Linked DNA regions of Homo sapiens: region 1 is linked to region 2. Evidence: read pairs that join two places in POLR2A ChIA-PET (ENCODE). Cell type or tissue: PC-9. All regions are shown on one strand. Links, peaks and the distances in the headings refer to the core of each region. The heading gives the core; the rest is flanking DNA.

Region 1 (16,185 bases), core at 7,281-11,280, 400 kb after region 2:
CCTGGTTTCTCTTGGGAATTCTTCACAGCTTGTCATCTATGACTTTATCCACATTTATTTTGAACATGTTTAATTTTCAGCTTGTATTTTCTCAAGGAGTATGTGTGAGTCAGCATTCAGAGTACTTAACACACTTAGTGTCATTAGTGATAACTTAACCCACACGTATAGGAAGCTAGACCTCCATTTACAGAAAAATGGAGGCTCAGAGAGCCTAACTGACTTTCCCAAGGCCACATAACTGGAAAATTCTGGAACTGAGTTTTTTCAGGTATGTCTTGGTATCCCTCGGTGAGCCTTCTCTGTAGAGAAGGAAGTGTCTCCTGGGTTGGAAAGCCCAGGCCGGGATGAACAGCATGGGTGTCCTTAGGCTGTGTGTACCACACACCCCTGGCCTACTCTCCCCTGCTCTAAGGAGTCACCTGAAGGAGCAGCTGCATCACCCCGCCTCACCCCTTCTCCTCAGCACCCAACAACCAGGTCTTCCCAGAGAGTGCTCAGCTATTGGTGAAGCAGGCATCGTCTATTCTTCAAGAAGACAGCAGAGCATCAGGAAAACAAAACACCAAAAAAATACCATAAAGACACTGGAGTGTATTTGTTACCAGCCCTTGTATAACAGAGAAGTATTTCAAGGTCTTATTTGTAAGGCTGGACAAGCTCAGGCTGATTAAAACCACGAGTTAGAATTTGTCTCCCGCTCCCAGGCCCTGCTCAGTTGACAGCTCCTAGCAGGCTGGGAGGCCCCACCCCACCCCCACCCCAGGGGTCCATTGAAGAAGACCATCTGGGCCTGGGATGCTGATGTGATTTTCCCTACTTCTCCTTTTTTTTCATTTGCCTCCTCCACCCACTTCTAAAGCAGCTGATTGCTCTGGTTCCTTTTCATGTTGAGCAAAAGAGAAGACAGATCTTGAAACCTGAGCTGGGGACTGGAGGGCACTGACCGAGAGTAACCCCGTCTGGCTCAGCTCAGCTCAGCAAAGGGCTTTCCTCCTCCGCCTTCCTGAGCTGCTCTCCCTCCTCTCCTTTCCTCCTTCTTTCCCAGCCTCCCCCAAGCTCCTTCACCCCTCTCTTCCCTCTCCTCCCTCCTCCCACCTTCCTTGTCCTCTATGCTCAGAGAACTGAAGGAACACTGAATGGCCTGGAAAGCAGGACCTCGCCCCCACCCCGCGTCATACCCCTCCGCCTGCACGTGCAAATGTGTTCCTCAGCTTGGTCCCAGAGGCCTGGACCTGGGTCCCAGAGGTCCCAGCTGGTTCCCCGGCTTGGTCCCAGAGGCCTGGATGTGTGGCAAGAAGCTGAGGGTTCTGCTTCGTTTCTTCCAGCCCACAAACACACATGTCACCTGTTTTTTGTTCTTTTTCCTTTCCTTTGCCCCACTTTACAGAAGCTCTTGGCTAATTGGTAGGTCACTGTTTGCTCCTCCAGGCAAAACCAAGGAGGCTGAGCTCAGCAGGTCAAGTATTTTGGTCTGTATTGAAGAGACTGTGGTGGGAGAGCCCTCTTGACCTTCTGCTGGATAGTGACTTTCTCTTCTGCTGGCAGCAGTAGCCCAGCTCCGCATCCTGTGACAGAGGTCATACCTTCCAGTTACCCGAGCGAACACTTGGAGCAAGTCAGCTTTTTCCCCTGAAACAGCACGTTCACGTTCTTGATCTTTGGTTTGCACAACAACCTGTGAATGTTATTAGCCCCGTTTTTTTTGTTTGTTTGTTTTTTGAGACAGAGTGTCGCTCTTGTTGCCCAGGCTGGATTGCAATGGCGTGATCTCGGCTCACTGCAACCTCTGCCTCCAAGCAATTCTCCTGCCTCAGCTTCCTGAGTAGCTGGGATTACAGGCATGCGCCACCACACCCGGCTAATTTTGTATTTTTAGTAGAGACGGGGTTTCTTCATGTTGGTCAGGCTGGTCTCGAACTTCCGACCTCAGTTGATCCACCCGTCTTGGCCTCCCAAAGTGCTGTATTAGCCCCATTTTATATCCAAGGAAACTGAGGCTTAGGGAGATTTAAATAGGGGGGAAAGTATAGCTTCATGATTACACAGTCAGGAAATGGCAGAGCTGACTCTTGAATTCAGACCCTGTGATGCTGTATCCAGTGCTGATTTTGTTTTGCCCTGTGTTCCTTTCAGTGTCAGGTAAGAAGACCTCAGAGATCATCTTCTCCAACCCACACATTTTACTGATTATAAAATCCAGGTCCGCATTAACTCATTGGCCAAAGTTAAGTGGCTAAATGACTCTCCTGTTCAGGAAGTATTCCCTGTCTTGTGTGGAATGATTGGTCTTTCGTCCAGGTCATCTTCCACCTATATCCATCCTTGCAGTGACTGGTGGATATGATCATTCCTGGTGATTCCCTGTAAAATACTAGATTTATTTATTCTTTCATAAAGTTATGAGTAGACAAATCAGTCAGCTTCAACCTTTCCTTTACCTTATAGATAGTATCAGCAGAAAGAACTCAATAATTCTGTCTTAGGAACTCAGCCAGGCTAATATGTATTATAATACACACATACATATGCACACACATACACACATGTGCATACCTTAGATCACAAATTCAACATCTCAACTTAGCCGCCAAAGCCACTTCTGTGTCTTGTCTATTCTGAATATGCTTTAAGGTTAAATTAGCCATGAATCTGTTCAGATCAGTCATTCCTGAAAATGATGATGATATTAGCCATCCTTTACCGGGCACCTTACTCAGTGCCCGGCATTATACTAGGTCTGCAGGTACATTTGCTCATTTAACACCTAGCTCAGTCCAATGAGGTGGATGCCATTGTCATCTCCATTTTATCATTTAATCAACTCAGCCTTCCTCTCTCCTGTTCCCCACTCTGCTTCTAGCTGCCACTCACCTGACTCTCCTCTTGATCTGGGCTGACGTGGCTGAGTGGGTTTAGCAGAACTCTTGTGTCCTCTTTACTTGGTTTGTTTCAAGTTCATGTCCTGCTTCATCTTTTCCCTAACTCACTGCAAGGTGAATTTTCTTCTCTGCAATCGGCAATTCCCCAAATCACATCAGGTCATTAATTTATTCACTCATTTGTATTCATTCATTCATTAGTTCATCCATCCATCTATTCATTCATTCATCCAATTTACTGAGTGCCTCCTCTGTGCCAGGCACTGCTGGCTTTGGAATTAAAAACCCTGGCCCTCAAGGAATTTCTATTCTTCTGGGAGCAGGATATTTACATGGGTGACTGCAGCTTGATCTGTGTGGTACTAGTGGAAAACATAGGATGTTGGGCACAAAAGAGTCACAAAACGCCGGGCGCGGTGGCTCATGCCTCTAATCCTAGCACTTTGGGAGGCCAAGGCGAGTGGATCACCTGAGGTCAGGAGTTCAAGACCAGCCTGGCCAACATGATGAAACCCCAACTCTACTAAAAATACAAAAAGGAATAATAGCTGGGCGTGATGGCGGGTGCCTGTAATCCCAACAACTCGGGAGGCTGAGGCAGGAGAATTGCTTGAACCTGGGGCTTTGGAGGTTGCAATGAGCCAAGAGCGGGCCACTTCACTCCAGCCTGGGTGAAAGGGTGAAACTCTGTATTAAAAAAAAAAAAAGTCACAAAAAAGGGCTGGCCACCTAACCCAGCTTGAGGATGGGAAGGCCAGGGCAGGCTTCCTGGAGGAGGTGACTCATGGGCCATGTCATGAGGATGGGGTAAGAGGAGAAGGTATGTTTCAGACATCTGGCTTTCTTAATATTCTTGGCTTTCCACCCATTTTCCTGCCAGCAACATAGGGGAGAAGACTGAGACCAGCAGATACAAAGCCACTGTACTCTGTCCTCACCCCCTCCTTTTTTCTCCCCTTCCTACTACCCAGATCTGAGGTTTTGAGAAATCTCTTCTCTAATTATCTGCTTGTTCATTCATTTGTTGAGAATCTACTATGTGCATAGCATTATGACCACAAAATGTCCTGGTCGTTGTCATCATGAGAGGTCTTACCCCTTCCTCTCCAGCCACTTCTAGGGATTTTTGACTCTGTCCTTTTCCAGAACTTGGCTCCAGTCTGGTTGCTCGCCATGAAGCACTTACAGATAAACCTCATCTTGGGCCAGTGCTTCCATTTACTGTCTCCTTTTGGCTTGCTTATCCTTCCTTCTGCCTTCTTGAATTGATTTGCCTCTTTATCTCCCCTTTCAGCCTTGAAAGTTCCTCGAAGGCAGGGACTGTGTCCCCATCTTTTCTATAAATGGCATTGTTGTACATTGGTAAAGTTGAGTGAAAAAATCTTTTTGATAATCACAAATTATTACCATATATTGAGCACCTACCATGATGAGTATCTCTGATCTTCATATCTTTGAAATGTGGATACTATTACCTTCACTTAATTGGTAAGAAAATTTGTGCTCAGGGAGGTAAAGTCACTTTCTCACAGTCACACAGCTATTTCACAGGAGAGTGCAGTATCAAATTTAGGTTTTTCTGGTCCCAAACCCTGATGTTTCCCCCACATCATTGTTTCTCAGACTTGGCTGCAATCACCTGAAAAATTTTATTAAATTCTTTTTTTTTTTTTTTTTGAGACAGAGTCTCGCTCTGTCACCCAGGCTGGAGTGCAATGGTGCCATCTCTGCTCAGTGCAACCACTGCCTCCCACGTTCAAGTGATCCTCCTGCTTCAGCCTCCCAAGTAGCTGGGATTACAGGCACCCACCACCACACTCAGCTAATTTTGATATGTTTAGTAGAGACTGGGTTTCACCAGGCTGATCTCAAACTCCTGACCTCAAGTGATCTGCCCACCTCACCCAGCCAGGTTTTATTAAATTCTGATGCCTGGGTCTTACCCTAGCAGTTCTCATTAGTTGCTCCATGGTGTGGCCTGGGCTTTGGGATTTTTGTGAAGCCCCCAGCTGAGTCTAACGGGCAGTCATGTTTGAGAACCAGTATACTACACCATGTTGCCTTCCTGTTTTCACACAGGTTGGTGCTAGTGTGTGAGTCTAAGCCTACATGGGTGGATATCCACGTGATCAGGCTGCAAGTTCTTTGTAGTGGAGGATCTTTGGCCCTCCCTGCTGCTTCCCAACCCAGCGAACCTACCACACCATGCACGTGCACAGCCAAGGGTTGTTGACTGTTTAATCAGTCTCTGGGTTCTTATGTCTCATCCGGGGGATTCACTGATAGGAGGCTGGAGCTTGATCACATCCAGATGTTCTCATCTTCAGAGCCTGTTAACATAACAGAAGTCTTATAAACATGCTGAGCACACTCACTGGTCTGGAGAGTGTTGCAGGATGACCTAGGCCCATTGCAGGGGTGGCCTGGGTCGCCCTCCCACACTTCTGCCACCCTGCTTGGGAAGGAGGGAGCTGTTTTGAAGTTCCCTGGTGCAATATGATGTATTGCTCTGGCTCTGCTCAGGAGGAAGCTATGGCCCACCTAGTCAGTGAGGGTTAGCTAATACGTGTATTCTGTTTCTGTTGAGGTTTCACAGAGGCCTTTTTTGACCCTTCATTTTATAGATAAGGCAGTGGAGGCACAACTACATGAAATGACTCGACAAATAAATGGATTTAGAACCCAGGTTTCTGACTCCCAGGGTGGTGCTTTTTCCATGGTTGTACAGTGATTAATGTCTACCTTTTCACACCAGTCCTCAACTGAAGACACCAGCTTACACCTTCCTTCCTGTTTCTCCCAAGAACAGAAAGTGACCCCGGATGTCGCTTTCTGTTCCTGGGAAGGCAGTTCCAGTGGTTAGAAGTCCTGTTCACTCCTGGGGTGTGGCCTGGGGATGGTCCTGACATCCCTGGGCTCTTCCTGGACCTGGCCAGCTAAAAGGAAATCTCCTATGATGGTACTCAGATACTTTTGGAACCTTGTCAGCCCTAATCCCATCTCCTAGTGTTTAGTATTCAGCTACCCTTCACTGGGCAGTAATTCTGTGCCAGGCCTGATCTGGGCATTGGTGGTACTAAGAACGCATATTCCCTATCCTATAGGCATAGTCTGGTAGAGACAACATGCAAGTAAAACAATGTTCCTTAAACTGTGGTTCCACACCTCCCTCCCCCAACATTAAAAGTGTAAGGGATGCTTATTCAAATGTAGATTTGTAGGCTCTGCACTCTAGACCCACTATTTCAGAATCTCTGGGGACTGGGCCCAAGAAACTGCATTTTCGCATGCTCCCTAAATGAAGCTTAGGTGCTCTGAGGTTTGACAACTGCAGTAGAGAGCCTAATGCTAACAGTGTAGAGTCACATGTGATGGGAAGCATCAGGTAGGTAGCAGTTTGCAGGAGCACTGATTCTGAGGGACACTAACTGGGCCTAAGAACAGCTACTGGCTGTCATGAGGAATAACTAGGAGCTAGCCATAGAGGGGTAGCAGTGAATCATTTCTCTAGCGATGTAAATCTTGCTCAATTTATTCTGTCTATATAACTCAATATTACTGAAGTTTGCCTAAAGCAGAATACACCTGGATCATACAGCATTTATGAGAGACTGGCTGGGCTGTCAGGCCCTCCTGTTACTTTATCTCTGCATGTGACCCTCTTAGCTCCGCGGATTAACTCCTGTCCTCATTAAGCCTCACACTGTAGCCCCATTTTCAGATCAAACCTGTTTCTCTTCTGGTAAATGATTTCAGTTTGCAAAGTTTGCCCTCTAGAGGTTGCTTAGTGCCTGGCCATGTGGGCTCAGTTCATGTGGTCCTGATGAGCTGGTTTTATCTTTATTACAAAGAAGTTAGGCTGTTAGGAGAGTGGGTTGGAAGGAGAAGAGGTAGACAGCCAAATGAGATGAGTCAGGGAAAACTATACTGTTTCGGAGTCATAGGGCTCCTACCAAGCATCTGGTCAGAAACCTCTCATTTTGGAGATCAAGAAATTGAGGTTCAGAAAGATGACATGAGGTACGCAGGGACGCCACCAGACACAGCCTCCAACTCTAGAAACTAAAATTCTGGATTCTTAGTGCTGCTTTTTCTGTTTTGTTGCACTGGATTGAAGCCTTTTCTAACTGTACTCAGAGGGCCTATTATTTAGGGAGATTCCGTATGAAATCCTTTAGCAATCAAATCATTTAATAGGGCTGATGGTTTAAATATATGTTAATGTGTTTTCCTAAAGCCTGGCAGACCTGGGTTTTGGAGCTTTGTATCACATGTTTTATGTTTGGAATGAAAATGAGACCATGTCTGTGAAGGCACTTTGATATGCGTAATGCACTCTGCCAGTGTTTGTCAAAACATGGTCCCCAGGTCAGCAGCATCAGCATCACCTGTAAGTGATTCTCCAGTCGCATCCCAGGGCCGCTGTATCAGAAACTCTGGGGGTGGGGGTGGGGGTGGGGGTGGGGGTGGGGGTGGGGGTGGGGGTGGGGGCCGGCCCGGCCCGGCCCGGCCCGGCCCGGCCCGGCCCGGCCCGGCCCGGCCCGGCCCGGCCCGGCCCGGCAGTCTGCATTTTAACAAGCTCTCCAGGTGATTCTGATGCATACTTAAGTTTGAGAACCATTGCTTGTTTTGCATTAAACAGGAGATTAGTCTCTGCAGCTTGTGGGAATAAAGCTTTAAATCTCTCCAATTTTAGCTCTGTGAAAAGGCAGTGGGGAGACAGGAATGAACGGACTAGTGCCACAAAGCTCAGGTGGGGTGGGTGAGATCATTTAGAAGAGAAAGACCGGGCATGGTGGCTCACGCCTGTACTGTCAGCACTTTGGGAGGCCAAGGCAGGTTGGATCACAAGGTCAGGAGTTTGAGACCAGCCTGCCTATCATGGTGAAACCCTGTCTGTACTAAAGATAAAAAAAAAAAAATTTGCCAGTCATGGTGATGCATACCTGTAATCCCAGCTACTCGGGAGGCTGAGGCAGGAGAATCTCTTGAACCCGGGAGGCGGGGGTTGCAGTGAGCTGAGATTCCACCATTGCACTCCAACCTAGGTGACAGGGTGAGACTCCGTCTCAAAATAAAAAAAAAAAAAGAAAAGGAAAGGCTGTGTGTGTGTGTATGTGTGTGTGTGTGTGTGTGTGTGTGTAACAGCACCATCACACTGTTTGAGTTGAGGAGCACATGCTGAGTGTGGCTCAACATGTTACCAGAAAGCAATATTTTCATGCCTCTCCTGATATGGCGATGCTCCCCTATCTCATTCCTGTGTGTGTTTAGCCAGGCAACTGTTGATCATCAATATTATGATAACGTTTCTCCACTGTCCCATTGTGCCCACTTTTTTTTTTTTTTTGAGTTACTTACTAAATAAAAATAAAACACTATTTCTCAATAGACTTGAAGCTTCAAGATTTCCTGGTGGACAATGAAACCTTCTCTGGGTTCCTGTATCACAACCTCTCTCTCCCAAAGTCTACTGTGGACAAGATGCTGAGGGCTGATGTCATTCTCCACAAGGTAAGCTGATGCCTCCAGCTTCCTCAGTAGGGCTGATGGCAATTACGTTGTGCAGCTACTGGAAAGAAATGAATAAACCCTTGTCCTTGTAATGGTGGTGAAGGGGAGGGAGGTAGTTTGAATACAACTTCACTTAATTTTACTTCCCTATTCAGGCAGGAATTGCCAAACCATCCAGGAGTGGAATATGCAACCTGGCGTCATGGGCCAGCTGGTTAAAATAAAATTGATTTCTGGCTTATCACTTGGCATTTGTGATGATTTCCTCCTACAAGGGATACATTTTAAGTTGAGTTAAACTTAAAAAATATTCACAGTTCTGAGGCAATAACCGTGGTTAAGGGTTATTGATCTGGAGGAGCTCTGTCTAAAAAATTGAGGACAGGAGACTTTAGACAAGGGTGTATTTGGAGACTTTTAAGAATTTTATAAAATAAGGGCTGGACGCAGTGGCACTGAGTTGAGAACTGTTGCTTGCTTTGCATTAAATAGGAGATCAGTCCCTGCAGCTTGTGGGAATAAGGCTTTAAATCTCTCCAATTTTAGCTCTGTGAGATGGCACTGGGGAAACAGAAATGAACGGACTAGTGTCACAAAGCTCAGGTGGGATGGACGAGATCACTTCAAAGGTCTGTAATCCCACGTCTATAATCCCAGCACTTTGGGAGGCCAAGGCGGGAAAATCACTTGAGGTCAGGAGTTCGAGACCATCCTGGCCAACATGGCAAAGCCTGTCTCTACTAAAAATATGAAAATTAGCTCAGCGTGGTGGCATGCTCCTGTAGTCCCAGCTACTCGTGAGGCTGAGACAGGAGAATCGTTTGAACCTGGGAGGCGGAGGTTGCAGTGAGCCAATATCACGCCATTGCACTCCAGCCTGGCTGACAGAGTGAGACTCCATCTCAAAAAAAAAAAAAAAAAAAGAATTTTATAAAATCAGGAAATAATATTAGTGTTTATGTTGAATTTTAACTTTAGAATCATAGAAAACTTCCTCTGGCATCATTATTAGACAGCTCTTGTGCAGTGGGTAGCACCAGACCCAGCTTGCATGGTTATTGATTTTTCAGAGACACTTTTTGAGCTTATTCTCTGGCAGAAAGGGGAACTGCTTCCTCCCCTATCTCGTGTCTGCATACTAGCTTGTCTTTACAAGAAGCAGAAGTAGTGGAAATGTTTATTCTTGAAAATAAGCTTTTTGCTTCACATGATCTAGAATTTTTAAAATTAGAAAAATGTGCTTACTGCGTGCCCTTCTGAAACTAGGAAAATATGCCTTGTGTTTACCAATTGTGTGGTTAGGAGATGGGCCAAAGGCATCAGGCTTTTGAAAGTAGTTGCATTTAGCATAATTTCCATTGCCCCCTGCCAATTTCATATCTGTCACATCTAATCAGTTTAAAATAAGGGGCATCCTAAGCATGGAGATGGTCCTTGGATGGTCCTTGGAGTTTCTGTATTTTCAGTATTCTTTTTTTTGAGCATACAAGACATTTATTGAAAAATTCTTGGGATCAATACTTGTGTAAGGAAAGGAAAGGGAACAAAGCATGATTGGGCAGAGGCAGAAGATGACATCAACAAAGGCCCTCCGTTGTCAGTATTCTTTTTTTTTTTTTTTTTTTGAGTTGGAGTCTCGCTCTGTCACCCAGGCTGGAGTGCAGTGGCGTGATCTCAGCTCACTACAACCTCTGCCTCCCAGGTTCAAGTGATTCTCTGCTTCAGCCTCCTGAGTAGCTGGGATTACAGGCATGCACCACCACACCTGGCTAATTGTTGTATTTTTAGTAGAGACGGGGTTTCACCATGTTGGTTGGCCAGACTGGTCTTGAACTCCTGACCTCAGGTGATCCGTCTGCCTTGGCCTCCCAAAGTGTTGGAATTACAGACATGACCCACTGCACCCGGCCTGTTGTCAGTATTCTTAAACATAGACACTAACTGTAGGCTGACAGCCTAGCAGCAAGGACCAGTTAAAGAAATGAGTAGAACTGAAGTGTGCTTGAGTATCTCTGGCAGTCAGCAAAAACTTAATGGGAATCATGGTAGGCCAAATGTTCTGCAGTATTTCAAAAGCTGCATGGGTTTTGAGAGGCTTTTGGTCCATCACTCACCTTAGGTTGTTCTACAAGCACATCAGCCTGCCCCAATTTAAACAGGGCAGTTAGTAATGGTGTAATAAAGAGTCTGCATTGTTCATTCCTTCAACAAATACTGGCTATAATGTTTCAGCACTGTGGATGCAAAGTGAGCAGGATAAACAGGCTCTTCTTTCAAAGCTTGTGGTCCACTGGACCACGTATGAAGTAGAATAGTTTAGGTCCAGAAAGGCAATTAAGTAAAATATGACCAAGAAGAGGCTCTCTAGTGGGTTTGGTATAAAGAAAAGATAAGAATGATTTAGAATTGGCCTATCAATGAGATAAGAGGCCTGGCTTTCTGGCACTCTGCTCTAGGGCAAGTAAAATGGAGAATTCCAAATTCTGAAATTGTTAGAACATAGTTCTGTGTCTTAGTTAAATATCTACACTTACAGATAAATAGCATAAATGCTTTCTCCCCATATTTCAGCCCAGTCCTACTTAAAGACAACATAAATTGCAAAATAGTGAGGATGTTGTTCATCTAATAAAAGTGGTTCCAGGAATTCAGACTCTGGATTCCTGTTTGCCAAATCATGTGTCCCACTCTTAAGAAAACGAGTTGGACTCTGGATTTTTCTTTGCAAGAGGGACAAGAGTGTGGGAGATACTGAGTTAATGCAACTTGCAGGTTTTAAGTGTCCTGTCATTGTGCCTTGTGCTTTGATACATTCTGAGTTTCAGTAAAGAGACCTGATGCATTGGACTGTTGCAATGGAACCTGTTTTAAGATCTTCAAAGCTGTATTGATATGAAGTTCTCCAAAAGACTTCAAGGACCCAGCTTCCAATCTTCATAATCCTCTTGTGCTTGTCTCTCTTTGCATGAAATGCTTCCAGGTATTTTTGCAAGGCTACCAGTTACATTTGACAAGTCTGTGCAATGGATCAAAATCAGAAGAGATGATTCAACTTGGTGACCAAGAAGTTTCTGAGCTTTGTGGCCTACCAAGGGAGAAACTGGCTGCAGCAGAGCGAGTACTTCGTTCCAACATGGACATCCTGAAGCCAATCCTGGTGAGTAGACTTGCTCACTGGAGAAACTTCAAGCACTAATGCTTTCGGAATGTGAGGCTTTTCCTTGGACAGCATGACTTTGTTTTGTAGAAAAGTACGGCTGGCTGGGAGTTTGTGATATAATTTAGTTCAGTGGTATTCTAAGTGTTCTTAGTGTTCTTTCAGACTTTTGGGCCATCTCCCAAAGGGTGAATGGGAAGAATAAGCTGGGTGTGGCTGAGTTTAAGCCAAAAGTTTTTTGTGCTTGTTTCAATCAGAGAAGACCTGCTTTTTCATGTTTTTACTATTATAATACTAAGCAAGAGCTCATTTGAAAACAGAGTTCTTCATATTTAAAAAAAAAAAGTCTTGAAACCATTGATGGGAAGATGGATATCTATTTATGTTTAAAAACCCATCATAAAGATGACATTGTGGGCTGTCACAGTTGGAAGGCCCTGGAATTAGATGAGACCACACTATTTAGCTTACTTAGTAATAACATTGCAAAGAAAAATTCCGACGAAGTTTTTTCAGCCTAGGAATCAATAGTTCAGAGAAGCACTCTATGAGAATACCCATTCATTCTTAACCAAAAAATACTGGTGAGCCTGAGCAGTTTGGTCATCAGAGTGTTTTATATAGTTCCAGAACAAATATGTCTCTAGGTGTTCTGAGAGCTCTGGTGAAATTCCTCTCGCTACCCCAAACATCATCATTTAATATCCAGGATTCTGGTTTTCTACTCACCAGATAGATTCTCTTAAAACCAGGGAAAGATTCCTGGAGGAAGGATGTATCTGGAAAGAGATGTTCCTTATTATAATAAAATGAAATTGTAATACTCTTGGATTTTGTGCAGCACGAATTCTTTATAGAGAGTTGGTCCTCCCAGAGAATTAAGAATACTCAGTTTCTGGACCCTGTTCCCAGATCATACCCTAGAATGTGACCTTAGAAACACACTTCAGGATTCATACCTTTGATTGACCATCAAAAAGTTTTTGTATCGGCCAGGTGTGGTGGCTCACGCCTGTAATCCCACCACTTTCGGATGCCACGGCGGGCAGATCACGTGAGGTCAGCAGTTTGAGACCAGCCTGGCCAACATGGTGAAACCCTGTCTCTACAAAAATACAAAAAATAGCCGGGCGTGATGGTGGGCACCTGTAATTCCAGCTACTCGGGAGGCTGAGGCAGGAGGATCGCTTGAGCCTAGGAGGTGGAGGCTGCAGTGAGCTGAGATCTGTCTCACTCTGTTGCCCAGGCTGGAGTGCAGTGGCGCGATCTCGACTCACTGCAACCTCCGCCTCTCAGGCTTAAGTGATTCTCATGCCTCAGCCTCCGAGTACCTGGGACTACAGGCACCTGCCACCACGCCCAGCTATTTTTTGTATTTTTAGTAGACATAGGGTTTCACTATGTTGCCCAGCTGGTCTCGAACTCCTGAGCTCAAGTGATCTGCCCACCTCGGCCTCCCAAAGTGTTGGGATTAAAGGCATGAGTCACCGTGCCTGGTCCCATGTTATAATTTTAAAGTAAGGTATATTTCTCTACAGGGATCTTTGCAACCCTAAGTAACTGGCCTAAAAAGTTAGAGAAGCTGACTTGTGCAGACATTTGCAGCCTGTTGGTCTTTTTTGTGCTGTGAATCATAGAGGGTGAAAGGTTATTATGAATGGTACAAAACTTTGTTACAAAACCATTTTCTTGGACTGTTTTGGGCTGCTTCACTGCATGACAAATGCTCACCCTTTCAGCTGGAATGATTGAAATTTTGGAAAAGATGGGTGTTTTTAGAAGACATTGTAATTTGTTCCGGTGCTGTGCCCATTCATTCCATTTCACTTCTGTTTACTCATTAAACACCTATTGTGTACACAACCCGGTAAAATCCCTCCACTCACACAATGCCTGAATTATACTCATAGTAGAATGACTGTTTAGCCCTCATCATCTGATAATTAACAGCTCAGGTTTCAACCTGACAGTATCTCTCTGGGAGGATTAGCAGCGTGACAGAGTGCAGGGAAATGCACCTTCAGAACCGTCAGCTACACTGTGTCCCATCCTGCTGTGTTGTGGTTGTGCCTTGTGGATGCGTTGGTTTATGACCAGGTATTGATTAAGGTGGCTACTACCAGGTGCTTTCTGCATATCTCGGGTTTGTGGAGCACTCAGGTTCTGCTTCTGCCCCTCTGCTGTTACCAAGAGACCTCTCTTCAAAATGGGGCTCTTGAGTTAGAGTAGAATGAGTGATCAGGATTGTTTTGTGTAAAGATGATTTCTGAGGAAGGCTTTAGGATGAAATGACTTCCAAACATTTTGAAATGTGACTCTTACTTATTGAATTAAGCAGGGCCTTAATTGGAATGCTGGGACTGATACTTGATTTGCATTAAGCAGCCTTTTTCTATTGCTGCTTGGTTGAAATTTCAACATTTGTGATGGTAGATGGATGTGACATGTGATGACATTGCACATGGGCAGTTAACTGTGCCAAGAAGTGCAGCAGTAGCAGCAACCGGAGATGCAAAGCCCAACATGATGGGGAGAGAAACTCTTCTTTCAATATGTGCTTCTGTACCAAAAGTGGAATTTCACGAGAGACATATTTTGAAACATTTCTCCTTTTGTGTGTGCGTGAGTGTTTCCCTGTTTCCAGCCAAGGGTATTGTGAGTTTCTCCTGGGCCTCCTTCAGAATCTGGGTGCTCTGGAAAGCAGTGTTTTGGCAACATGGGGAAAGTATGGCAGTGTGGGAGGGTCAGCTGGGTCTGGGTTTGAATATTGCATTTGAATATTTTACCAGCATTGATGTCGGATAAATTATTTAGTCCCTGTAAGCCTCAGTTTTCTCTTCTTCTACATACACATAATATATTTGACTCTTTGTTGTGATTATTGGTTACACATATGAAGAGCCTGGTGTGGGGCCTGGCACACAATAGGTGCTCAATAAATAGAAGTTGATAATTTAATTGACATGAGTAGTAGAAATTATGTCCTTGAAAACAATTGCGTCAAGATAGAAGTTTTCAGCCAGGCACAGTGGCTCACATCTGTTGTAATCCCAGCATATTGTGGGGGCCGAGGCGGATGAATCACTTGAGGCCAGGAGTTCAAGACCAGCCTGGCCAACGTGGTGAAATCCCCTCTCTACTAAAAATACACATATTTGCCAGGCAGGCGTGGTGGCGCACACCTGTAATCCCAGCTACTGAAGAGGCTGAGGCACAAGAATCGCTTGAACCCAGGAGGTGGAAGTTGCAGTGAGCTGAGATCACTCCACTGCATTCCAGCCAGCGTGACAGAGTGAGACTCTGTCTCAGAAAAAGAAAAAAAAGATAGAAGTTTTCTTCTGTAGATCAGTGTTAGAACTCATACCAAGCGAAGTGGTCCTGGTGAGTATTTCAGTGAAAAACTGCATTCTTGCTCAGATATTGTCAAGACTTTTCACCCAAAGATTCTTATTTATGTCTCAGTCCGTACCTTGTGTGAAAATTAATACTGGATGTCAGAACGCTGTTGTGTTTTTAAAGTTCCCTGGGGTTAAGAGCAGTTTCCATTAGGTGTTCTCTGCTTTTTACTTAAAAATCTTACTCATGCATTGAGCAATATTTATTCAGTTCTTATTATGTGTCAGGTATTTTCTAGGAGCTGGACTCAACTCAAAAGATATCCTTTTGATGAGAACAAAGGTGGGTGGATATATGAAATATTATCTGTGGGATAAATGCACTTAGTCATGAGGGAGACTTGTTATGGAGTGCGCTCATTGTATTTGTACTGTTGAGTTAACAACTTCTAGGAGGAGCTCAGGGCCACCTGGCAGGGGCTTCTTTTGTCTTGCTGCTCAGCAAGGTGTATTTTGCTGTAGAGTGTGCTGGGCAGGTGAACTTTTCTTAACTTTCTCTTGGGTCCTTCCTAAAGCAGCATGTACCTTTCCCAGAGCGAGGAGAGGGCCACCTTCCTGTCTCACAGAAACCTCCAATCTGTTTTGGACTGCAGGAAGGAGCCATAGTAGTGGACCAGCAAATTTTGGCCCGAGAGATTGATTTGCTTCCGATTGTACTTTTTTTTTTTATTGCTACTATAACAAGTCACCAAATACTTAGCAGTTTATAACCACATACATTTATTATTTCATAAGGCCAGAAGCCAGGATACAGTAGAGCTCACCTAGGTCTACTTCTTAGAGGCTCACAGGGCTGATATCAAGGTGTTTGTGGGGCTGTGTTTTTTTGGGGGGGCTCTGAAGATGAATCTGCTTTGGAGCTCATCCAGGATATCAGATGAATTCAGTCCCGTGCAGTTGTAGGACTGAAGTCCATTTCCTTGCTGGCTGTCAGCAGGGGCTGGTTTTTGCTCCTAAAGGTTGCCATCATTCCTTCTTATGCTTTTCATGTGACTCCTCTCCCACAAGTGGGTTGAGTATCTCTCACACTTTAAACCTCTGACGCCTCCTGTCACATCTGTCTCCAGTCAGAGAAAGTTCTTTACTTTTAAGGGCTCAGGTGTTTAGTTTGGGCCCATTCACATAATCCAGGATAATCTCCTTATTTTGAGGTTCATAACTTTAATTACATCTACACAGTGCATTTGCTATGAAATGTGCATATTCACAGACTCCAGGAATAGGGTGTGGACATCTT
Region 2 (16,185 bases), core at 5,692-9,691:
AACCCCGTCTCTACTAAAACTACAAAAATTAGCCAGGCGTGATGGCAGGTGTCTATAATCCCAGCTACCTGGGAGGCTGAGGCAGGAGAATCACTTGAACCTGGGAGGTGGAGGTTGCCGTGTGCTGAGATTGCACCACTGCACTCCAGCCTGGGTGACAGAGTGAGACTCTGTCTGAAAGAAAAAAAAGAAAAAGATCACAATCTACCTTTCTGGCCAGACTTCACACTAGAGATAAACACACACTCCAGCCATCCCAAACCACTTTTGCCAAACACATTACACATTTCACACTTCTATGTGTTTGCTCGTACCATTCCCGCAGACTAGAGTTCCTTTACTGATATTCCAACGAAGTCATTATTCATCCTTTAAGACCAAATTCCATTCCTTTTCCTTCCACCCACTTGGAATTAAGGGAGGTAATTTAGGGGGAAAAAAAGATACAAGGGAACATAGGAGAGGAATGAAAGATTCTGTACCAGAGGAGCAATAAGATAAATGAGAGTAAGGGTTTGTCAGAACCTTCTAGAAAACCATCATTCCATGCTATACAGAAAATTAACAAGCCTAACAAGGTCTGACAGCAGGAATCCAAGAGGTGAGAGAAAACCTGTCAAGATTATGGGATAACAAGAAAACCTGCAGCAGAAATTTGAGAAATGTGTCCAGGAATTATAAAACAGAAGGACTTAAAGCCACGCTTGGTCTTTTCATCTATTATTCCAACAGGAAAGAAGCGTGTGAAAGTTAACCACTGATTACATAGATGGCATCAAAGAATAGAATTTAGTTTTTACCGTTTTAAGATGCTGCAAAGATTAAGCACTTAACCCTAGAAGAGGGAACCTAATTAAGTCTGGAAGAATGCCTTTGTTCAGAAACGCCTGTCTCATCCAAAGGGCTCTGAACTAAAAATAGAGAGGTAGAAAGAAACAATGTAAGTTGATACAATTACTGCATCATTCATTCAACAAACATTGACCAGGCACTGTTCTAACACTGGGGATACAGCAGTCAACAGACCTGACAAAATCCCAGTGCTTATGGTGGGAGAAAGCCAATACAAAAAATAGATAATGATTTCAGGTGATGATCAGCTTTTAAAAAAATACAGCCAAGTAAAGAAACAGAAAATGACAGCTAGGGTACAAGGTGTAGAACTGAGGGAGGAAGTCTGGCAAATCTAAGGGTAGAGCCAGAGAGAAAAGGAAGGCCCTGAAAGACGAAGGATCTCGAGGTGTTTGACAACAATGAACTTGGCCAGAACATAATAAATGAGAAGGATGGTAGTGGGGAGGTGAAGAGGGAGGCAGAGCCAGAGTAAGGTAGAGAAGAAGTCTGGATATTATATTTAAGTGTGATGGAAGCCTCTGGAGGGGAGAGGATGTGGAGTCTGAATCACCTTTTTGATCACTCAGGCTATTGAGTGGAGAAAGAACTGTAGGCAGCTAAGCACAAGACGACCATGAGTTGGGCTAGGGTGGCAGCAACAAAGTTGACCCATGTCAGATATGATTACGTAAAGAAAGACTACAGACAGTCTTAGGAGAAAATTTTTTAGAAAAAGGGACATCACATATGCCACCTCCAATGTCAATAAACAAGTGGAGAGGATGATCATGCACGAAACATCACTGAGTTCCATGACAGTAAGAGCTGTCATGTGTTGTGATCTCTCCAAAGCCCAGCACGACGCTTGGGACATTAGCAGGTACTGGGAAAAGATATTTTTTTCAATAAATTTTAACACTTTAACACAAGAAAGCACCTTACATGTATAACCAAAATTTAGTGGGATGGGATTCAATATTGGTCTATAAACATTGAAGCTCTAGTAGGTGAGTAAACTGTTTCAAATAAACAAGCTTACTGAAACATTTACTGAGTGTCTTCTACATGTTACCAGTGTGGCACACTAAGACGAGAGAGTTTAAGACCTGCCTCTCCTGTCTCCCAAGTTAGAGTTCACACCCTGGTGGTCCAGACAAGTCACACGCCTGAACAAACACCAAGAGGATTTGTGCAAAGAAGACTGCTGGCAGCTGTCAGTAACCTTCAAGCAACTGTAGAAAACCACAGCAATACAACACAGAGAGGAACATGGCAGCATCCCTGGTTTTAAAAGGGGGAAGAAAGTGAATGCTACCCACTTAGCAATTGAGCATAATGTCAACTCTCAGTAAAACTGTACAACAAAATATCAAAGGGAGGGTTTGTGGGCACTTACACAAGAAAGAGGGGACCAGTAAGAGCCAACACATGCACCTGAGTAAGCCATTCCTGGCTAAAGTCTTGTCCTTTTTTGATAGAAGAATGGAGATTGGGAAATACATGATATACCTGAATTTTATTAAAATTTATTAATCCTAACTCTAGTAATATTTCAGGGGATAACATGGGAGGAAATGGACTAAAGTACAGGTCAGCTGTATAGGAAACTGCCAGAATGGTCTTGAGAAAAGAGGTGACCAGTTAAAAAGAGTGTCTAAAGAGAGGATCTGAAAGGAAATGTTTAAAAATAAAAACAAAATGATAAATAATATCAAGGCCAAAAGATATTGCCATTAGGGGTTTCTCAAGCAAACAGGCCAGCCAGGCCACCCTATAGTGAATGCCACAATTAGGAGGTGTTCCCTAAATTAATATGCAGACATAAATTTATTAATATTAATCAGATAATAGAAACCTGGGAAAGGAAGAGCACATACACTGGATAATAAAAATAAAAGCTCATGACAGTCTATAAAGCTGGGCAAAAATCAACAGCTTTAAATTTCTTGGGGAAAATTCCAACTTCATACTTATGTTTTTAAAATTCTACAAGAAACAAGAGCACAAAAGGGAAAGCTGGCTTTCTTAAGAGCTTTTGGTGAACGGCAAGGTAACGTAAGTGAAGTTGTTGAAAAAGCGAATTCAACATAAGGCAACATTAAGAATCCAGAAGAAAGGACTACCTATATCTACTTTAGTGAGTTGCTTTTTGCATACCCCACTTTAAGAAAATTGTTGGCCAGGTACGGTGGCACCCGCCTGTAATCCCAGCACTTTGGAGGCCAAGGCGGGCGGATCACCTGAGGTTGGAGTTCGAGACCAGCCTGATTAACTTGGTGAAACCTTGTCTCTACTAAATACAAAAAATTAGCTGGGCGTGGTGGTGCTTGCCTGTAATCCCAGCTGCTCGGGAGGCTGAGGCAGAATTGCTTGAACCCAGGAGGTGGAGGTTGCAGTGAGCAGAGATCGCGCCACTGCATTCCAGCCTGGGCAACAAGAGCGAAACTCCGTCTCAAAAAAAAAAGAAGATCGTTAAAATAGAACTCAGATCAATGAAAGAGATTTGGATAGTCTACTTAGAGTAAATGTTGACTAACTGAATACATGCACTGAATTCGGCTCCCTTCCAAAACTCCACTGAAATAATAGAGGGATTTAAAACATTTGGAACTACGAAGCAGGTGGGAGAATAAATTGACCTAGTACACTCGAAAAAGCTGAATCCCGAGCCAGTGGTGGGAAAAGATAGGAAGTGAACCCACTTACACCACAAAACTCCCTCAAAACTCAGGAATTCATGGTTTAATATATCTCTGGAACTGGAGATGACAATGGGGCTAAAAATGAAGGATTCATTGGGTTGCATGAGAGCATTCAGATCTTCTGTGCAGTTGGACAACTGCCCCTCTTCTACCCAGAAGAGTTGGACCACACACAGGTACCACACAGAAAACAAAAGGATGAAGTGGAAGTTTATACACTGAATATTGAAACCAACACCCACCCCAACCTTCTTTCCCTGCTTGAGTCCCAGGACTCTGGCAGCCAGATTAATATCCTTTCCAGGAGCCCAGAAGAGACTTGTTTGGGGAAATCTGATGAGTCCAAGAGAAATGACCAAACGATACTGACACTTAGTGTTTCCCGAAGAAAAAGGCGAGCCAGACCACTCTACAGAAAATGCCACAGCCAACAATCCCATACCCAAATAATACAATGCTTTCAAACAATCTTTTAGGGCCCCGTTCCTAAATATTAATAATAACTAGATAGCTAAGGATGACCAGACAGTTAAGGAATCTTTTACCATGACAAACAGGAAAAAATAACTTGGAAGAAAAAGATGATGCAGTTGCAGAGAGAAGTGAAATTAAAACACACACAGAGAGATAACAGATGATGTAAAAACAAAAAAGAATACTGAAAAGAACAAAAGCACCCACTAGGAAATTAGAAATCATAGCAGAAATAAAAACACAATAGAAATACTGAAAGGTAAATTAAGGAAATCTATTGCATTGTGGAGAAAAGACAAGGAGTTCAAAAATACTTTTAAATGGTAAGAAAATTCAGAAACGGGGAAGAAATGGGGGGAAAAAAATCCAAGAAAGAATTAAGAAAAAATTTTCCCAATTGCAAACCAGAAATTTCCAGATTGAAAGAGCCCATACTGTATCCAGCATAATGGATAGAAGGCCCATCGCTGAAAAATGTCAGAACTTGGGTTATAAGGAAGATCCTAAAAGGTTTGAGAGAGAATAAGTTTAATATGAAGAATCAAGAATCAGAATAGCAGACTTCAACAGCGACCCTAGAAGTCAGAAGGCAATGGAACAACTCATTTAAAATTCTGAGGAAAAATAATTTCCAACCTAGAATTCTGTATCCACTCAACTATTACATATGTGACATAAAAATAAAAACATGCCAGGTGTCAACAAACTTCCCTCATGGAGCCTTTCTCAGTAAGCTACTGAAGGAGGTGGTCTACCAAATCAAGGGAATAAACCAAGAAAAATAACACCAGTACAGAGACACTGATGGGGAGAAAAAAAAACTCAAAGAAGGCTTAAATAAATGGAGAACTACATCACATTCATAGATTGGAAGACTCAGTATTAATTTGACAATTAATTCTTCCCTAATGGATCCATGCATTTCAATGCAAGCCAAATCAAAATCGCAGCAAAATTTTTTGTAGATATTAACAAGCTGATTCTAAAATGTATAGGGGAAGGCAAAAGAACTATAATAGTCAAAATAACTTCGAAAAGGAAGCAAAAAGTTAAAGGACTCACATAACCTGATTTCAATATATACTATAAAGCCACAATAATTAAGACCATACAGTACTAGTATTAAGACAGACAAACAAATGGATGAAACCAAACAGAAAGTTCTGAAATAGATCCACACATATATGGTTGATATTTGAGAAAGATACAAAGGCAATTCAATGGAAAACATAGTCTTTGTCAATAAATTGCACTGAAATAAATGGATATTCATACACACACACAAAAAACCAACTCAACCTGTACCTCAAACCTTATATAAAGATTGGCAAAATGGATAATAGACCTAAGTGTAAAATGTAAAACTAGAAAATTTTAGAATAAAACATAGGAGAAAATATTTGTGACCTTGAACTAGGCAGTGTTCCTAGCTATGATATCAAAAGCATAATTCATTCCCGAGCCAGTGGTGGGAAAAGATGAGAAGCGAACTCACTTATACCACAAAACCCCTCTGCTAAATAAGCAATGAAGGCCAAGTATGGTGGCTCACACTTGTAATCTCAGCACTTTGAGAGGTCAAGAAAGGAGGATCGGTTGAGGCCAGCAGTTTGAGACCAGCCTGGGCACATAGTGAGACCCCGTCTCTACATAAAAATAAAAAATAAATAAAAATTAGCCAGGTACGGTGGCACACACCTATAGGCCTAGCTACTTGAGAGGCTAGGACAGGAAGACTGTTTGAGCCCAGGAGTTTGAGGCTGCAGTGAGTTATGATTGCACCACTGCACTCCAGCCTGGGTGACAGAGTTAGACCATGTCTCTTAACACACACACACAGAGAAAGAGAGAGAGAGAGCAATAATTCGAAAGATACAACACCAAGAAAGATATACAGATGTTAAATAAGTACATGAAAAGATGTTCAACATCTCTGGTCACTAGGAAAATGCAAATTAAAACCACAGTGGGATATCACTAAACGTCTATGCCAACAATTTAAAAAATAAACTGACAATACCAAGTGCTCACGAGGATATGGAACAATTAGAACTCTTCTTATACGTTGCTCATGGGAATGCACAATGGTACAGCCCATTTGGAAAACAGTTTGGCAGATTCTTATAAACATTCACTTACCATACAACCCAGCAATTCCACTCCCAGATAGTTACCAAAGATAAATGAAAACATTCACACTGCATAGAAGTGTTCACAGGAGCTTTATTAATAATCATCCCAAACTGGAAACAACCCCGTGTTCTTCAACTGGTGAATAAACTATGATATATTCATATAATGGAATACTACTTAGCCATAAAAACAAACTATTGATGCATGCAATAGCATGGATGCATCTCAAATGCATTACACTGAAGAAAAGAAGCCAAACTCAAAAGGTTTACAATACTGTATGATTCCATTTATATGACATTCTGGAAAAAGCAAAACTACAGGAATAGATCAGTGGTTGCCAAGGGTAGAGGAGTGATCTGATGACAAAGGGGCAGCTCAAGGGAATTTTTGGAAGTGAGAACTGTTCTGTATCTTGCTACTGGTGGTGGTGGCTCCATAAGGCCATGCGTCTGTCAAAGTTCATACAACTGTAGAACAAAAAGTGAATTGTACCGTATGTAAATTAAAAAATAAACTAAAAAAGCACATGGGATCCAGATAATTGGGAATCCAATACAAGAAAGAATGGGCCTGGCACGGTGGCTCACACCTGTAATCCCAGCACTTTGGAAGGCCAAGGTGGGCAGATTGTCTGAGGTCAGGAGTTCGAGACCAGCCTGACCAACATGGAGAAACCCCGTCTCTACTAAAAATACAAAATTAGCCAGGCGTGGTGGCGCATGCCTGTAATCCCAGCTACTCGGGAGGCTGAGGCAGGAGAATCACTTGAACCCAGGAGGTAGAGGTTGTGGTGAGCCGAGATCGCACCTTTGCACTCTAGCCTGGGCAACAAGAGTAAAACTCCATCTCAAAAAAAAAAAAAAAATTCCAGGTATGATGTGAAGGGAGATCTTAAATTGACAGCTTTGTAAAAAAGCAGGCCTGAAGAGTATCCAGCCCAGTTTGGAGGTATGGGAGAGATCTATTCAGGAAATTGAAACTGAAAGAATATCTAAGGTATCTGAGCTTACTCAAAGGAGAGTCACACAACTAGGTGAGAGTTTATAAGCCAATTAGTTATAAGTGCATATTAATAGAAAGCTGGGTAGACAGTAGAACAAGACAACCACGATCTCCAAGAGTGACAAATGATGAAATACTACATGACTCGGCTGTTAAGAGCAACCACTTAGTCATAAGATGAAGACTAAACATTAGGCAGGGTGCGAGGGCTCACGCCTGTAATCCCTGCACTTCAGGAGGCCAAAGCAGGAGGATCACTTGAGCCCCAGAGTTTGAGACCCTCCTGGGAAACATAATGAGAACTCATCTCTACAAAATAATTTTTAAAAATCAGCTAGGCGTGGTGGTGCAAATCTGTGGTCCCCGCTATTCAGGAGGCTGAGGTGGGAGGATCACTTGAGCCTGGGAGGTTGAGGCTGCAGTGAGCTATGATCACACCACTGCACTCCAGCCTGGGTGACAGAGTAGACTCCATCTCAAACAAACAAACAAAAAAGACTGAACATTGATCCAAACAAAGTTATGATGATATATCTGCAGCAGAAGGATAAGGGCAACCCGAAGTAGGTGCACAGGGTAGGGCAAAGGATGGTGTTGGAAGACAGCTCAATCTTTATCTTCTACAGTGGAGTCCAAAATTAATGTCAAAAATTGAAAAGCGAGGAGGTAGCAGTATAAGCATATTAAAGATATATAGGGGGAAAAGCAAAAGAATTAAAGATTTAAAAGTGGTGGTCTCAGGGCAGCAGAAAATGGGGAGGGTGGGGAGCTTTTTAAAATAACAAGCCCTAGAAATGCTTAACTCTTTAAAATACAAACATATGAGCTGGGCGCAGTGGCTCACATCTGTAATCCCAGCACTTTGGGAGGCTGAGACGGGTGGATCACCTGAGGTCAGGAGTTCAAGACCAGCCTGGCCAACATAGTGAAACCCTGTCTCTACTAAAAATACAAAAAATTAGCTGGGCATGGTGGCGGGTGCCTGTAATCCCAGCTACTAGGGAGGCTGAGGCAGGAGAATCACTTGAACCCGGGAGGTGGACGTTGAGTGAGCCAAGATCGCGCCATTGCACTCCAGTCTGGGCAACAAGAGTGAAATTCCATCTCAAAAAAAAAAAAAAAATACACACATGTGTAACTGATAAAAATAAAAATTACATAGATTTAATCATGAAAGCATAAAAGTAAAGTAAAGAAGTGGCCCAGAACAGTAAAGTTTCTGAAAGTCTGACATTCAGACATGGTTGTAAAAACTAAAGGTGTTTAACTTTAAAACACACACACATACCTTGGCACACACTAAAGGCCAATTTCGGTTTTTTATTCTGTTTGGCTAATGGGTGCAGAATCAGAACAATGAAGTTACATGGACACAGAGCTCGGTAGTGCAAAATGAAATTTCTAATAACTGCCTGAATGTAGAACAAATGCCTCAGGAAGCAGTAAGTTATCTGTTGCTGGAAGTGTTTAAACAAAGACTGAACAAAATCCACGTAGAGTATGTGACATAAAATTCATGGCTACCTTGGTAGACCTCTTAAGCCCCTGACAGTTGTGTAATTCTGTAAAAGGATTCCATGTGACAATTTCCTTTGAATCAGTATCATTCTAAAATAGGACTAGAAACACTGGTAGGTGAAGAAGCTCAGGCACTCGGTACATTTGTGCTTCTTTTTCCTTTTATCCCACCTCCACCTCCTTTCAGCTTTTGGCTTTTCATTTCAAAAGTCTTAAATATATTTACATTTTATTAAAAATTACCTAAAACATTTTTGGAACCAAATGAGATTTAAAAACTTAAAGAGCATAAACAGAAAATGTATGTCTGAATGGGAGAAAGCTGGAAGATAAATGGAAAGGTGGTCTGATGTAGTGGTAGGAAACAAATTGAATACTTGGGTGTCCCTGAATCCATTCTGGACCCTGTAGTTAGTCCATGGCCATGGAACACTAAACAGGTCACTGTGCCCAGTTAGGTATGAGACTTTGGGACTATGGCAAGAGCACATGGATTTCCTGGCAGGGTAACAGGGCAGAGATACATGACTAAGTCATAAACACATAAGAGCAACAAAAGAGCCACCATAGGTTAGTCAACAACGACAGAAGAATACTTTCGATGTGTTCTACTTTAAAATTTCTAGAATCTGCTCTATCAAAGAAGAAAACTCATTTATTAGCTTAAAAGCTGGTCATTTCAACATGAAAATTAAAATATTACCCATATTATAGGTACAATCTTTTCTATGGGACTGCCTCAAAAGCCATTGTGACTTGCATACAGGCATCTGAAGCTTTGTTATTTTCTTACTCAAGGACAGTATTTTTTTCACTCTGTATAATAAAATGCTGTCATGCCTACAGACACAATAACTTTATCCTAAAGTTTACTGAACTTCATCCTTACCAGTGAAGCACAAACACAAACCAAACTTCAAAAATAACATCTATGTTCCTTTAGGGCACTTTTGTATTTCTAGTTTTTAGTTTTGAAAATTAGTTTAAAATCTAGCAAGGAATTATCAGTGTTTTACACCTTGTAAACTATACTAATATTTAGCTATATAAGAAACACAGGGCCAGGCGTGGTGGCTCACACCTGTAATCCCAGCACTTTGGGAAGCCAACGCAGGCGGATCACCTGAGGTCAGGAGTTCGAGACCACCCGATCAACATGGTGAAACCCCGTCTCAACTAAAAATAAAAAAATAAAATTAGCTGGGCATGGTGGCGGGCGCCTGTAGTCTCAGCTACTTGGGAGGCTGAGATAGGAGAATCACTTGAACCTGGGAGGCAGAGGCTGCAGTGAGCCGAGATCGTGCCATTGCACTCCAGCCTGAGCGACAAAGTGAGACTCCCTCTCAAAAAAAAAAAAAAAAAAAAAAGAGAGAGAGAGAAACACAGATTCAGCTGGGCTCTGGCACACTGACAAAGCTACACCCCTCCGTAGCATCTCCCTTAACAGACTGCACACTTACAGAAGGAAAAGTCTCATTCTTTGTTGAGCCCAGTACTTAGCCTGACAGCACACCAGCCCATGAACATTGAACAGAACCAAAGCATGCAGCCAGCTTGGGATTCTCTTTTTATTCTACCGATATTCTCGGTTCTTTTATTTTACTTTTCAGCATCTTCCCTTTGTCCTGAGTTTCCTCATTGCTGCAATGGGCAGAAGCAGTGCTGCTTGTCATCTTCCAGGTCACACTCTGAACAAAATACTTAAGACTGGAGCTTTACCCAGTCTACTCCCAGGCAGGCACTGAGAAAATGGGCCAGAAGAGCTTTCATTATGCTCTGTGGGCCAGAAACAAGAGGTGTGTTGCAGGGAAATGGGGGAAGGCGGTGTGGCAGAAGGGAAAGAAGGCCCTCATTCTTATATAATAAATCTATCGTCCAGTGCTGATTACCTGTCATACTGAGGTTTTGATGAGGCCCAGAGGGTTCTAGCTTATGATGTGCCTTTTTTCCTGATTGGTTAATATTAATGTATACACCAAGACTTCATTATAACCTAGGAACACATGCTAGCAAGGTAGAATTCAAAAGCCCACCAGAATTAAACAGTTTGAACGGCAGCTAGTTTTAATTTTCAGGTTCATTCCCATTTCTCTCCATTGGCAAGTTGTATTTGTTTTAACCATAATCTTGACAAGTATCAGCACCACAAACTAAATGTTTAGTCTCTGAATACTCCATCCCTGTTCCATATGTATTCAATAAACATTTATTGAGGATCTATTATTTGCTTGGCCCATCATCCCTATCCTCAATTCTTTCTCCAACCAAAGATAGCATTCCATCTCCGAATGGTCATTTGGAGTTTAAGTGATAACTGTAACTGCCCCTCTGCTGCAGCAGACTTGAAGAAAGGAGAAAATCCTCCAGTGCAGATCATAGCTCCCCTTCTTGCTGTTGGCCCAGCTGACCCCATAGCAGTTCATATTATCAAGTTTCAAACTTGAAGGATTCTTTTGTCAATCATTTACCCTACCTAATATCCCTTGGAGATCTCAAATCACTAATCTGAGAAACAATGATTCACGTGAAAGGGTTTTAAGTTATAATATACTTGAGTGACTTGAAATTTATCTACTTTTGCCAATATCTTAAAGAAGAACATGAAGTTTGTGATGCACTTAAAGTCAGTTTCAGAGCTGAGTGATTCTTAGTTAAGAGTCACCTGATCCAACAACCTTATTGTTGCTTCTGGTTTCACCATAATCACTTTTGTTGTCATTTGGGAGAATGAAATTGAGAAGCAGTATTTCAAGCAGTGTTACTCAAAGTGTGCTGTGTAGGAGAGCAGTTCAAGATATAGTGAAAAAAATTTTAAAGGACAGATAAGTCCAATAAAGGCCAGTTAAGCAAAGTTAAACTGGTTTCCTGGGAGGCAGGGCAATGACCCTAAATATGTTAATATGCATGATTACTTTTCAAATGGGGTTGGGAGGCCAGTGAGGGGGTGGTATGAAGTGAGCAAGAAGAACCTCTCAAACTTTTCTGACCTCAGAACCCTTTTTTTGGCAGAACACCTTGTAGCCCTGGTGCTTTGGAAGCACATACTTGGGAGAAATCCTGATTAAGATATTCTTACATAAGAAACATTTAAATCTTTCAAAGTGATGGCATGTAGAGCACCATCTATCATATCTTAGAGCCTGATTTAAGTAGCAGATCCTTCCTCACCCAGAAGTCTCCCAGCTCAATTTGCTTGTTGCAACCTCAAGATAAATAAGTGTTTCCACTTGGTCTTGGTTTACTTTCTCAGATCACATTAAACTATAAACTTTTTAAACTAGCAGCAAACTAGAATTGCTTTCAGTTTTAAAATGAAGTGCCTTATTAAAGTATTATTTCCAAACTTTCATAACTGAAATCTGCTTCTATCAGCAGTGTACACTGAAAAATGTTTTTCTTGATTAAAACTATGGCTAGTTTCAAAATATGTCAAAATATACTTAAAACTTGGTATCTTTAGAATTGTCTTCCAACACCTGTGGTTTCAGAATTGTCATGAAAATACAAAACCACATGCAAAATAGATTTGGAAAAACTTTGAGGCTTAGCAAGCAAGGAATAAAACTCTCTTAAATATGCTGAGTTTTTAAAATGAAGTTTATTATTTTAAAAATTCCAGCTCTTGCTCTGATGGTAGGAATCTCTGCCTTCGTAATTTGATCTTAATGTGCACACTAATCATTTGTGCTCCAGAGTCAACTTTATTGAGGCCATTTTCTTCACCCTTTCCTCTCTTACTGCTCTCCAGAGCCTTGTTGGCACTCAATATTAATAACACAAGCATCAATTATATTAACCCTTTCGAAGGCCATGAATCTCCAAAGACTGACTAAACATATAAATATCCATTACTTATTTAAAAGTGTATTTTCAGGAATTGGTGAATTATGGGGAAAGAACACAATTACAGTAACAAGTAGTAAACTTGCTGTCATGACAGACTTGTTCAGACTTAGTTCTTAGAAGAAAATATGGAAGGGCCCTGGAGGATACGCACAGTAGCCATTGGTCCTTACTTAGAGTCTGAAGTTTATAACCACCACTTTCAGACTCTGCTCCAAACTGTCGTACCCTGGCCTCTATAGTTTGAGGTGCACTGATTTAAAACCAACCTACACATAGACTTTAAAGAGAGAACAAACAGGCGTGGTGGCTCACACCTGTAATGCCAGCATTTTGGGAGGCCTAGGCGGGCGGATCACCTGAGGTCAGGAATTTGAGACCAGCCTGGCCAACATGGTGAAACCCCCTCTCTACCAAAAAAAAAAAACAAAAACAAAAACAAAAATTAGCCAGGTGTTGTGGTTGGCGCCTATAATCCCAGCTACTTGGGAGGCTGAGGCATGAGAATCCCTTGAATCCGGGAGGTAGGGGTTGCAGTGAGCCAAGACTGCGCCGCTGCACTCCAGCCTAGGCAACAGTGCAAAACTCCATCCCAAAAAACAAAACAAAACAACAAACAGCAAACAGCACACACAACCTCTGAAATTAAGAGACAAAAAAGTGGTATCTAAGGTACATTCAATCTACCATTTAATATAGCAGTCCTTGGAACAGCAGAGGGAAATACAGCAGGAAGTGCACAGGCTTGGAACTACTCCCAGTTTTACACTACTTGGGCGATCCTAGTCAAGGTACCTAGCCTTTCTGAGTTTCTGTTTCCTCCTCTGTAAAATGAGGCTAACTGGGACCCACCTCAGAGTTATGAGAATAAAATGAGAACTGCATGTAAAGCGCTTAGCCCAGAGGCTACCACACAGTAAATCCCCAGCAATGACTGGTGTTCTCTATATTCTATATGCTCATGACTTAAAGCATTTTCTGAAATCCAGTTCTGGGTCTTCAATTCCCTATGGAAAATACCGCCTGGAGGTATTAATATCAGTACCACCTCCAGTCAGTCCATACAAAATTGAATTCATCTTCCCCTCTCCACAAACTAGTCCCCATCTCAACTAACATGTCTAGCCATTATAATACCCTTCTTCCATGATGTGGCGTTCAAAACATCTGTTCTTTCCTTCTCTTTCATCCCACATATCCAGATTAAGTCAGGAAGGTCTATTTTATTTTGACTCCACAATAACTCTTCTCTGTTTCCTGTTTACACTGGTATGAGTTACTGAACAGCTCCCTGGGCGGCCTCTGCCTTCTATTTCTCCCATTCAGGTGCAGTTATGCTGTCAAATTAATCTTCCTTAAACCACTCTGAAAACTCCTCCATGGCTGCCCATTTTCCTCCCCTTCAAATATGAATGCCTTCCCCAAATGCAACATAACATCTCTTCACTCCACTCTGGTCAGGTCTCCTTTCCATACTGACAAGCAGCAAGTTATTGTCTGCTTCCTTGCCTTTGACCAACTGTTCTTTACACTGGAATTCCTCTCCCTGCTTTCTACTAAAATCTGTCTGCCCTTCACTTTTTCTAAACCCCATTCTTCCAGACCAGATCTTTTGCTGGAGAATCATTTTCAGGAAGCCAACTCCCCAACTATTCTTTCCTCTCTTGGTTTCCCCGTCCCCTGAACTCCTTGCCACCCAATTTAGCCTCTAATTATTTATGTTTGTTTCTCTCTTTGCACTCATTTTCTAGACACAGTTTACAATCTGGGAGCCAGGCACGGTAGCTCATGCCTGTAATCCCAGCACTTCGGAGGCCAAGATGGGTGGATCCCTTGAGCCCAGGAATTTGAGGCCAGCCTGGGCAACATAGGGAGACAAGACCTCGTCTCTACAAAAAAATACAGGCCAGGCACAGTGGCTCACGCCTGTAATCTCGGCACTTTGGGAGGCCAAGGCGGGCAGACCATCTGAGGTCAGGAGTTTGAGACCAGCCTGATCAACATGGTGAAACCCCATCTCTACCAGAAATACAAAATTAGCCAGGCGTGGTGGCACATGCTTGTAATCGCAGCTACTTGGGAGGCTGAGGCAGGAGACTCGCTTGAACCCGGGATGCGGAGGTTGCAGTGAGCTGAGATCATGCCACTGTACTCCAGTATGGGCAACAAGAGCGAAACTCCGTCTCAAAGAAAACAAAAACAAAAACAAAAAAAGGCCGGGCGCAGTGGCTCACACCTGTAATCCCAGCACTTTGGGAGGCCAAGGCGGGTGGATTACCTGAGGTCAGGAGTTCGAGAGCAGCCTGACCAACATGGTGAAATCCCACCTCTACTAAAATACAAAAATTAGCCCTCTGTCGTGGTGGGCACCTGTAATCCCAGCTACTCAGGAGGCTGAGGCAGGAGAATGCTTGAACCTGGGAGGTGGAGGTTAAAGTGAGCTGAGATCACGCCACTGCACTTCAGCCTGGGTGACACAGCAAGAGTCCATCTCAAAAAATAATAAAATAAAATAAAATAAAATAAAATAAAATAAAATAAAATAAAATAAAATAAAAATAATACAAAAATTAGCTGGGCGTGGTAGTGCATGCCTGTAGTCCCAGCTACTTGGGAAGCTCAACCAGGAGGATAGCTTGAGCCCAGGAGATTGATGCTGCAGTGAGCTGAGATCTCACCACCGCACTCCAACCTGGGTGACAGAGAGAGACCCTGTCTCAAAAAAAAAAAAAAAGAGTTTCCAGCCATTTTGTAATCTTAAGAATGAAAGCCATATGCTTACATAATGAAACCAAAAGGAGAGTGGGTCTTTGATAAACGAGGAGTCTCATATTAGCCCTGAAACACTACTTCTGGACTTACTTTGGGTAAGAAATACATTTTTATCTGGTTTATCTAGTTTCTTTCAGTTTTCTGTCATATGCAGCTGGATCTAACTCTTAAATGATACTCTGTCTCACAATAAAATTACCACAAGAATATAAACCAGGCTGGGTGTGGTGGCTCATGCCTGTAATTCCAGCACTTTGAGAGGCTGAGGTGGGCAGATCACTTGAGCTCAGGAGTTCAAGACCAGCCTGGGCAACATGGCAAAACTCCATCTCTACAAAAAATACAAAAATTAGCAGGCATGGTGGTACATGCCTGCAGTCCCAGCTACTCGGGAGGCTGAGGTGGGAGGATTGCTTGAGTCTGGGAGGTGGAGGTTGCAGTGAGCCGAGATCCACTACTGCACTCCAGCCAGGGTGACAGAGCAAGACCCTGTCTCAAAAATAAAAATAAAATTTTTGGAAGTCAGGGTACCTTTCCAAAACTCAAACACAAAAACATTTTTAAGGGAAGGATTAATGGTTATTAGAACATCAGGGAGATTTAGTTTACATTAATATTGTAATTTCTGAGATACATTCATGAGTTGTGCAGTTTGCTAAAAGTATCTGAGGCAAGTTTTATTATTGTTTATATTTTATAGCTGGTGAAACTCAGGCACCAAAGGTTAAAGAATGTGGTCCAAATAACTCAACTAGTGATAAGGTGGGATTCAAATTGATATAGTCTGGCTATAGAGCCCACCCTCCTGCCAGTACACAATGATGTTCAATCCTCTGGATTCTAACAGCTGTTTAGAGAAGAAATAGTGAAAGGACTTCTGAGGAAGGCAAAAGGCTACTCAATG

What was found. ChIA-PET counts read pairs that join two places held together with the same protein. Peaks named below come from ENCODE experiments on the same cell type or tissue, not always from the same donor. Only the 100,000 strongest peaks of a DNase experiment are listed, where the experiment ranks them.
Region 1: POLR2A ChIA-PET joins it to region 2 with 8 read pairs; 2 of 35 experiments call an interaction of 5 or more read pairs at or near these places.

The regions. Positions count from the first base shown.
Region 1 is chr9:104,853,890-104,870,074 of GRCh38, reverse strand. ABCA1 (ATP binding cassette subfamily A member 1) reads left to right here. Exons shown (of 50, transcript NM_005502.4): 6 at 8,275-8,396; 7 at 11,377-11,553. Among named protein-coding and RNA genes, the nearest start is that of ABCA1, 66 kb to the left of the region's middle. RefSeq lists an enhancer at 803-892. In PC-9, for the core only: no CTCF peak of the experiment used is centred there; no DNase peak of the experiment used is centred there.
Region 2 is chr9:105,255,624-105,271,808 of GRCh38, reverse strand. All of the region lies in intron 1 of SLC44A1 (solute carrier family 44 member 1), which reads right to left. Among named protein-coding and RNA genes, the nearest start is that of SLC44A1, 19 kb to the right of the region's middle. In PC-9, for the core only: no CTCF peak of the experiment used is centred there; a DNase peak (open chromatin) is centred at 7,258; H3K27ac peaks cover 1,439 bases.